Linked DNA regions of Homo sapiens: region 2 is linked to region 1. Evidence: chromatin loops called from intact Hi-C (ENCODE). Cell type or tissue: mammary epithelial cell. All regions are shown on one strand. Region 1 overlaps MLLT3 (MLLT3 super elongation complex subunit). Region 2 has its middle 220 kb from the start of MIR4473.

Evidence for each region. Hi-C counts contacts between places; a loop is a spot of excess contacts. Peaks named below come from ENCODE experiments on the same cell type or tissue, not always from the same donor. Only the 100,000 strongest peaks of a DNase experiment are listed, where the experiment ranks them.
Region 2: it touches region 1 in a loop (5-fold over the local background); 2 of 110 quality-filtered maps call a loop at or near these places.

The regions. Positions count from the first base shown.
Region 1 is chr9:20,353,892-20,358,891 of GRCh38, reverse strand. It overlaps MLLT3 (MLLT3 super elongation complex subunit), which reads left to right. Exons shown (of 11, transcript NM_004529.4): 9 at 4,013-4,084. The region is part of intron 3 of LOC124902129 (a long non-coding RNA gene); the gene reads right to left. Among named protein-coding and RNA genes, the nearest start is that of MIR4473, 55 kb to the left of the region's middle. In mammary epithelial cell, a CTCF peak has its summit at 2,405 (motif pointing left); DNase peaks (open chromatin) are centred at 481 and 2,391.
Region 2 is chr9:20,189,511-20,194,510 of GRCh38, reverse strand. It overlaps a transcript of SLC24A2 not described here. Among named protein-coding and RNA genes, the nearest start is that of MIR4473, 220 kb to the left of the region's middle. In mammary epithelial cell, CTCF peaks have their summits at 1,917 (motif pointing left) and 2,871; no DNase peak of the experiment used is centred here.

The DNA of each region.
Region 1 (5,000 bases):
AGCCACCGCTCCCAGCCGATGATATTTTTAAATCCAACCTAGGCATATTTCAGCTTGATTTCTGTATCCAGTGGGTGGTATATGAGAGCTACAATACGTCATGGGCACAGCAGTGGCAGGGCCAGGAGTGTAGGGCATTAGGCTCTGCTTTTGTGCCCCTCACTCATCTCCTTCAGTATCTCTCCCAATCATAGTGAAAAGTGGGCTTGCTAGGGAATGCAACTCCAGCAAGCACCTTTCATGCCCTTCAAACCTTATGGCTTCACTTAAGCCCTTCCTGAATGGGCAGTCTTGAACAGACCTTGGCTTTAGGGAAAGGTTTAGACTCTTTGTCAGACTGTTTTTTACCTGTCTAGCAAAACAAAACCAAAAACGAATAGTATCGTCTATCTGGAGAGGGTAAAAGTTACCTTATCTGATTAAGTAGCATACTCCTGGTTCCTTGGCGTGTTTATTTGGCAAGTGTTGCTTCACACATGTGAATCATCAGTCTGCCAATAATACTGTATTATGTGTCACTTTCTCCATGCACTTGTAAGCATGGTAAGAAAGTCCGTATGCTTCCACTTTTAGCTAGTCTGGGTTAGGAAATATATATACCACAGGAGGGCTTACCTTCTTAGAGCTATGTCTTGGAGCCGAGAGGACAAGTAAAGGTTTCTTAAACCTTGTTTAGTATTGGTTTCCTAGCCCCTCAAATCACTTGCACTGGGGTCAGGTGTGATGCTATCCCTTTAAGTCAAGCTTCTGGGACTTAAAAAAAATTACTAGTATATCTTAATTCTCTATGTTGATGGTATAAGAGAGTAAAAATTTCTTAAAAATCTAAAAGTCAACTAAATTTCACTCTGGAATGACTTTTTAGTCGTATTTGAATGTGTGTGTGTGTGTGTGTGTGTGTGTGTGTGTGCGCAGGAGGGAGGGAGAAAAGTAGGGGGAGAGAGACAGGGATAGAGAAAGAGTATGAATCTGAATTTTCACGATTAATAAAGAGTTGAGAACATACTTGGAAGGACTAACTCCGAAATGGGAACACTCTTGAGTTTCCTCCTTCCATACTCCTTGCCTGTTCTCTCTCTATGAATTGATAATGATCTCTGAGTTTGATAAAGCACCAGGCAAAGCTGAAATGTCCATTGCCTTTTCTCAAATCTTCCAGGGACTAGAGAAGAGGGGAAGTACTAATGGAGTCAAATATTTTCATACTGAATAAAAGTGAACATAGAGTCACACGTCAACCAAGCAAGTAATTAACCTGAGTACTGTTGGGAGCTACTGTCATTAGTATGAAAGATCTATCAGTAGAGAATCCATCTGTGAATAACTGAGTTGTCATTCTTCATAAAGTGATACAGAAAAATATAATCTTGAACGTTTGTCAAGACATTTTCTCAGATTAAAGACAAAAGTGCTACTAAACCACAATTCTTCTATTTTCAGAGACTGCTGTATCTATAAATGGAGTAGCTAGGCAGTCTAGGTAGCTCTGCTTCTCTCAGTACAATTTAATAGGTAATAATAAAGAGTGTTGCGTCATTTCAACCAGAGATGGTTTTTTCACTCCAAACCTCCCTTATGTGAATTTCAAACAAAAACAAAATACCACATCTTTTTTAGCCAGAAGCTTGGCAGGGAGGGAGGGGAGAAAGGACTTGAAGGAAGGAAGTGATCCATTGGACCCGGGTTAATATTCAGAATATCATAAATCACCTATCAGCCTGCAAGGCATGTTGAATGAAATTAAAAAGAGTCTATCCAGTTAAACTGGTTTAAAATAAGCCTGTGGAAGACAAGGTGTTGTACTTTTTTATTCTGGAGTTGTTTCCCTAAAGATAAGAAATGATCATAAATAAAACAATTGTCTTCAGCAGGGCTCAGCTCTCTCAGAATGAGGTTTTGACAAAGCTGTTTATTTTGGAGCAGGGAGAGATCAAAGAAGGAAGATTAACTGAGCCCTCTCTGGGCAGCCACTCAGTAACTTGAGGCGGGTCACTGACACCCGGAGCTTTTGTTCCTGCCACTGCAACTTCAGAAGAAAGAAACTAGGATTTCAATGTATTTTGGCCTTCTGTGCTGTAGCACTTACGGAATGTGTGGGGTGGGACTTCAGCGTCCAAATGTTCTATTTTCTGCTTTGAAGAAAAGGTGGCAGAACTCTCTAAACCTAGTTAGCAAAGTTCTATTGCAAATACAGCGTCCTCAAGTCACTTCAACACCCAGAGTACAGGAGTTGGAGGAGGGGATCGTGGGAGGCAGCGGGATATGATGGGAACAAAATTCAGTTCTGTAATGCACAAGTCAAGCAGGCAGGCACTTTTTTTTTCTTTTTTTCTTGCCTGAAATCTCAGCGGATTGTCTCTGCATGCCCAGCCCAGTATCTGAGTTGGCGAGGAGTGCCATCTACTGACCTACTTGCTCCTAGGTCTCAGCGCTGATTTTTCCCTTGAGATCTCACTTTCAACAACAATGGAGGAGGAAATTCTGAATGTAGTGGAGTATTTGGTTTCCTTTACAGTGGAGCATGTTAAAAACGATTGCCTTGCCTCTGTTAATACGTAATTTCCTTGTGTTGCCAAAAGTATTGTATTTTAAGTTAGCCTGGTCAAATTAGTCATTTGGTTATCTTCATATTAAAAATGATGAAAAAAAGCATGATTGTCAGGAAAGACTGTTAAAAGGACACTTTTTACTCGTGCATTATTCTCAATTAAAATAAAAATATGCCCCTTCAGGAGTATTCGGTCTTTTCCAGGATGTCATGTTCCTATCCTCATCCAGTAAAATGTTTATTAGTAATAAAAAATGTTAAAGCTGAATGGGAATCTGGGTCTTATCTTGTTCATCTCTCCCATTTCATCCTTTGCGGTCCAAAAATATTAAATAATAAGGCTGGGACTTGAACTTGGGCTTCTGAGCCTAATCAGTGCTCTTGCCACTACAGATTAAAAGTGGACTCATTCTTAAAATCTTTATGTTACGGAATGTGGTAAACTTGTGGACAGAAGTGTTACTAAGTTAGGGCACAGAATGGGTAAAGAGAACAGTAGGAATATAAAACCTCTTAAGATAAATTAGGTCCTTTATTTGGCATTTTCCTCCTTTAATATTAGTCTCCAGTTATAACAACTCACTTCATAATGAGTTATAATGAAAAAGACAAATTACTTTGCTTTTTGTGTTTATACACATGTGTAAGCACTCATCATTTATAAATTTAGTGGTTTCAAGCTTTTTCAAGTGAGGACCATTTAAAAATACTTCCCTTTTAATCCTCAGTTTTGAAGATGCTGTCAAAGAAATCAGCTGCATTTATTAAATAATAATTTGCTTCTCCTTTTTATTAAGTAGAAACATAGCTTCCCACCAAAGCTTCTATACAGTATGTAAAGCTATTCATAACTTAAGTTGTAATCAGTCCAGATAAAAGGAAAAGCACTTGGCGTTTTACCAAGGGTAAACACATCATTTCTTAAAACACAGAAGATAGTCGGCCATCTTCATTTCCAAAGCTGTATCAGTTTTGTGCATATGAGTAATTTTAGAATGTGAAAGTTAGGTACTAAAAAGGGCATTTGAGTATTTGTTTTTATCATCCCTAGCATACTGAACACTAGTAGTCATGCTGAAACAGCAGAATGAATAGGAAAAAAATTCTTGCCAGAGGGAACTATAATCTCTGTATAACTCAGCTGCTATACATATGGTGAGAGTGTTGTCGCAAAAGAGAAGCAGCCTTGGAAGCTTAGATCAATTTCCTTATCATCAACTGTGTTGTTTTTTTTTTTTTTTTTTTTTTAGTTCTACTTTTCTGACTCAGCATTTCAGATCTAAGTAATTCATTTTCCAAGGAAAATAAGATTAGAGAGAAGAAGGAAAATGTATAGAAAAGAAATGCTATTTGGAAAGCAAATGTTACTGTACATTTCATTCAGTGGATGCCTTTGTTTAGGTGGCTGGTTAGCTAAGAGATGCTTGAAATAAAATTTAACACAGCGTTCTCTTTGATCCCTAGATTCTTGAAGTGAAAAGTCCAATAAAGCAAAGCAAATCAGATAAGCAAATAAAGAATGGTGAATGTGACAAGGTAGGTTTCTAGTCTGTTACTAGGAGGGCTCCAACACTGACAAGCCTTCCGTTTCTTTGTGTTGCCCTTGATCATCCTTGCTGGTTCTCCTTTCATTTTCTTCATCAAAGTGTCCAAGATGCCCAAATGATGAGTATTTCATCCCAGTGCTTTGTAGTTTGTTTTCCATGTGTTGTTTATATCTTCAGTATTAAGCTTGGCCTTATGCTGTCATTTGCCATGATGCCTACGTTGCCAAGGGATTTCAGGCACATTGAATTGGGAATTAAGAGAATTGTGGTAGAGATAGAATATTAAGGAATCTCAGATGTAGATGAGCAAGACATCTGATGCTAGTGCAGTGTGCTTTCCCAGAGTGTGCGTCATGCTTCTGAAACCTGACTACAACACCTGGTGGGGTTAAGTTGCCTGGTTTGGGCAGAGCCCTAACCTTGCTCTGTAGGGCCAGGGCAGACCTCTGTAATGTTTCACAAATCTTTCATTTGCCTTTATCGCAAATGGTGCTGGGGGCACCCATGCAGTTACACTAACAAAGACTCGTGAGTCTGAGCATATGGAAAGAGAGGTACCCCCTCTCCCCTTTCAGGGGAGCTCTTCACAAATCAGATGATAATTAGATAGTGATCCCTGTTTTTCGTAATACATTCTTCTGTTCTTCTGTCACTTGCTGGCATTGCTTACTAGCAATGTTTGGTATGACCAGGAAGCCTTTTTAAAACAAAAACAAAACAAACAGGAAAAACCCCACAAAATTCCCCTGACTTAATTGGTAATGTACATTCTTGTTTCCATGTTCAAACTTAGAATTTTTTTCTCTTAGAAACCTTCTGAGATTCAAGAATGAAAAAAAAATGAAAGTAGCCTTTGTTAATATGTTTAAACTCACAATTTAGCATTTAATTTCCCTACCTTTTGT
Region 2 (5,000 bases), 160 kb after region 1:
TTAGGAAAATCAAAGAAAAGTAACCAACCTATAAATTAATTTAGAACAAGGATTTTTTGAGAAAGGTGAGGAGTGGCCATGAGCATGTGAGCCCCTGAATGTGTACAGTAATCTTGGAGAAGGGATGAAGAGTACCAAAGGATCTGGAATCGGGCTTCAGTCAAATGGATTTGAGTCTCTAAAGAATAGTGCCTTACCTGATGCCCAGAGATATTGGTTTATGGCAGTATTTTCTCTTCTTTCTTCCATACAGAAGTCTAAGACTTATAGGTAATCAGATTTATTGGTCTTTATTCTTTGATTTCTGGTTTTCATGACATGCTTAAAAGACATTTTATCATGTTTGAGCATCTAAATCCTTGATTTGTCCAGAGTTCTACTTAGTGGAAAGATGGAAGGAGTGCTTACTTTTGTTTTCCCAAAAAAAAACCCAGCTCAATCTTTTTCTCTGATAATTTGAAATACCTCATTTAACCATGTGTTAAATTTTCATATTTACACACACTCTGTCCTATTCCATTGATTCTATTCCTGTGCTACTTCTATTTGATTACTATAATTCTTTGATAAATCTTAAAGTCTGATAGGGAAAGTCTTCCTTGTCAGTATTTTCTTGGCATTGCCCCTTTGATTATTCTTTCAACCGATAGGATCATTTTGCCATATTTAAAAACAAAACAAAACAAAAACCCTCTTGGGACTTCTGTAGATAAGTCATTGAATTTACAAATAACTTTCAGTAGATACACAGAATATTCTGTTTAAGAACTTAGTGTCTCTAATTATTCAGTTATTTTTTGTATGTCTCTCTATTGGGTTACATATTTTAAAAATCAACATCCTAAATATTTATCATCTTTAAACTATCCTGTTTATCAGTTTCAGCATCCAGTATTAATTTTAGAATCTATATTGATAGACATTTGCTTATATATTAAAAGATCAACTACATTTCATTAGGGGATGTCAGTTGGGTGTTAAAATACATTACATATATTAAAAATAAATTATATATAATTTCTATTTAAGGGAAAGTCTTCCCAGATTCTGGCACTGGGTTGATAATCTTTCTTTTGGGTGGTGTGAGCTTTCAAGTTTTCTTGCTTTTCTTTTTCTTCTTAGAAATTTTAAAGGGAAGCTGGGAGAATACCCCAGGAAACTCTAGCCAGGTACCATTTTAAAGCAGAAGTCTGTTCACTGACTAATAAATAATAAAATTTCAAGGCATGATTTATATGCCTTAATGCTACTCAGGGTTACAAATCCAGTTTGTACTTTATTTCAAACCCATTCCTTTCACCTTAATTGGTATATGCATCCAATATTTTGAATGTAGATGATTTCAGGGTATACTCAATATCAAGGCATGTGGACTGTTCTACCACCTGTTATTGTTTCTTTTCACCAGAAGAAACTAGAGCAGGGATCTTGCTACTTTTATTTAATTCTGACTTTAGACCTCTTATGATAATCAAATGTCAATTGCCCAAGACTAGGGATGGAAAAGCACTATACTGTGTGCTGGGGGGTTCTTCAAATAAAAGATTGGGTAATTTATATTTTTAATATAAGTGATTTAGACCCTGAGGCTTTGATCTAATTAAGTAGAGAATCAAATTAGCTGGAGATTAAATGAAGATAGAATGAGGGGAAGTCTTGCTGGCTCTTGAGTTTTCTAAGAAAGGCTCTTTGCAGTGCAGTGGTTCTCAACCTTGGCTGCATGTTGGAATTAATCAAGGAGCTTCAAAAAAATACTGATGCCCAGGCCCCAGGCCCAGAGATTTCAATGCAGTTTGTCTGATGAGCAGCCCCCGTATCAGGAATTTAAAAGTCTTCCCAACTGATTCTATAATAATATGCAGCTGAGGTTAATAATGACATAGTTCTTAATCCCAGTTGAACTAAGTGCCACCTGGAGGCTGGTTTAAAAATATACATTCCAGGGCTCTATCTGGATCCCTTCTGATACAATGGACTGAATTAGGCTCTAGGAATCTGCATTTCTAATAAGTGTCCATGTGATTCTGATGTTAATGATTCCTCCTCTACAAGATGTATCTGACTGTAGTCACCTCTCTCCCCATCCACCTTTAACTCAGCTCTCAGAATATCTTTCTTAAATATATATATATATCTTCCCAATTTAAAACATTCACTGGCTGCCCCTTGTCTACAAAATAGTCTTTAGTGCAACTTTCCAGGCCTCCCCAGCCCCAGCCTTTGTCCATCTTCTTGGCCTTCTCACCCACTTCATCCCAATCTCTGTCTACCATGCTCATTGCATCCTTTCCTGATTAACTTCTGGCTTCTTTTAGAGTCTTTGCTTAAGCAGTTACCTCTGACTTCATAGACCTTTCCCATCTTCAACCACCTAATCCTGCTCTTCTAGCAGCTGGAATTCCAACACTTTCATGAAAATTTGTTTGATCTTCTAAAATTAGGATATTCACACTTTCCTCCACATGCCTATTGCAACTGATCTGCACCTCTCCCTTATTTGCTTTGGTTTGGTTGGACCTGAGCTGCGGAAAGTTGAGTTCATCTTACCCCTCTGTGCATAGCATCTTATCTTCATGGGTCAATGCCAGGATCCTCTAATATGTTTGAACTGTTCATAAACATGTGTGTACCCTCCTAAAATAAGACATGCTGCCTCAAGTATAGTTGGTTTTGTTCTGGAAACCTCACTCTTTTTTTCACTTCAAATTTCTTTTATGATCTATCCACACAACTAAAATTAAATCAAATTCATTTCATCTACCCACTGCATAGCATCCCTTAGAGGGCACTTACCACCACATTTTACTCTTCTTTTCCCGTCTTAATGGATATCTAGTTTGCCCTGAATTCTCTACTGCCACAAGGAGGCCACACTGAACATTCTCTTAGGTGGCCCCTGGTGGATCCATATGATAATTTTTTTAGATATATGCCAGAGAATGTAATTACCTAGCCATAGGGAATAAACTCTCTTAGTTTCTCCAGATACTGTCGGAATGCTTTCTGGACTAGCTGTGCAGTTACACCTCACTTCTGGTCTTAGGCACTCACCTCCTATAGTGTACTTATCCCTGGTGAGGATTATGGTCCCATAAATCATGCTGGCACGGGAAGGCACCATTTATGAACTTATTTATAGGAAAAAGTGAATCAGGATCTTGAAGTTGCATGTGATTGTGCAAAACCCTTTGAGATATTTTTATGTCCGCAGAAACAGTAAGTATATAAACTACATACTTACTAAGGAGATCATCAATGATATTTTATAAGCTAAAAGCAATAATAGATGTTTTTATGAATGGAAGTAAGAGATCCAAAGGTCTTGTCTGTCCTGCAAAAAAAAAAAAAAGGTCCGGAAAACATGGTGATTACACCTTGATTAGGCCAATTTTATGACCCTAAGTGACTCAAAGAGCACTTTATCTGAGATTTTTGCTGCAGGGGAAATAATCTTTCAAAGTCAATTCACAAATATTGAAGTTTTAGAGACGGGAAGAATGTTAGTGTGGAAATTGCTGTTAGAGAGCAAGCTCCTTGAGAAGAGCATGGAAAAATAATTGTGTACAGTTAACACTTTTGGAGAACTTTTTATGTACCAAGTACTGTACTAAACAATGTATAAACATTATCTAATCTTCATTAATCCTGTGAATAGGTACCATTTTTGTCATCCCTTTTTAAAGATGAAAACACTCAGAGAATTTACATAATTTTCCCGAAGTCATACAATTGCTAAGTAGCAAAGCCAGAATTTAAATCTAGGGATTTTTTTAATTTTTATTTTTTAATTCCAGATTTCAAGCTCATGACTAATACAGAAAAAGCACAGGTTTGGAGTCCAACAGACCAGGTTCAAATTCTTGATTTATCCATAACTTACTAGTTGTATGATGCTGGGAGAAATTATTTAACCTTTCTGAGCCTCACTTTTCTCTAAACAATGGGACTAGTAGGAGTATGTTCTCCAGAGAGTTATGAGTATAAATGAGCACAATATATGATGTATATTAGATGCTTAGTAAATGTTACTTCCCTTATTACATCGCTTCTTACCAGCTTCTGGCATAGGTTAGACATTTATATGTTTATTGAAAAACACAATAGATGATTAAAAATTTTTAATTATTATCTGAAGTTTCACCTTTATTAATTTGGTAGGACAAAGATCTGAGAGAGGTAGGAGGATGGGCCCTAAAAGGATTGTCTTGACAAGCCAGAGGAAAACCTAGGCTATTTTGCAGTTTCCCTGAGGACTGCCCTGGCATAGTCCCTTCCAAGCATAGTCAATGAGTTACCTGACTTATCTCCAGAAATGGAGAAACAAAGATACCAGCAGAGCAACCACATACAAGCTCATTTTGCCTCTTTTGCCAGGCTTCATGCAGGGAGTGTTGCGGGTTCACACAGCTATGAACCAATGCAAACTCTCCCAGGGAACCGCTGGAGAGGAAATTAATTAACCCCTGCCATGGCTTCCCAGTGGGGTGCCGGGAATTAAGCTGTCATTCCTCCTGGATGCTTGGATCAGTCCCACTCTGGCTGTCTTCGAGTCTGAATGAATAGCCCATCTCCCCTCCCCTCCCAGCACCCTTAGACTGAGAATGCTGCTCCAGGCAGGTAAGATGAGCATTCCCTTTCAGAGGCAGAATTGTGCAGTCACTGCCACTTGTTTCTAGGGCTGGAAACTTAGGAGAAACCTCTTCCAGGGGGATCATAATCAGAAATCCGTAGCTAAAGTAATGCGATTTGCAGAGACCTTGAGAAAGTAGCTTTAGCTGTGGACACCAAGGAAACTGCTCAGCATTTGGGATTCTCTGGCATCTAGACCATTGTTAGCTCTCCAAAGGGAGGCTCATGCCATGTGAAATTCAAAGCTGTTGAGAGCTCCACTTTTAATGAGATCTTTCAAAGGGGATAGCTCAAATGGTCCTTAAGAATCATAATGTCAGGTGGATTTCATGGTCTAGACAGATCTGACATTGCCCACTCCCCACACTTTC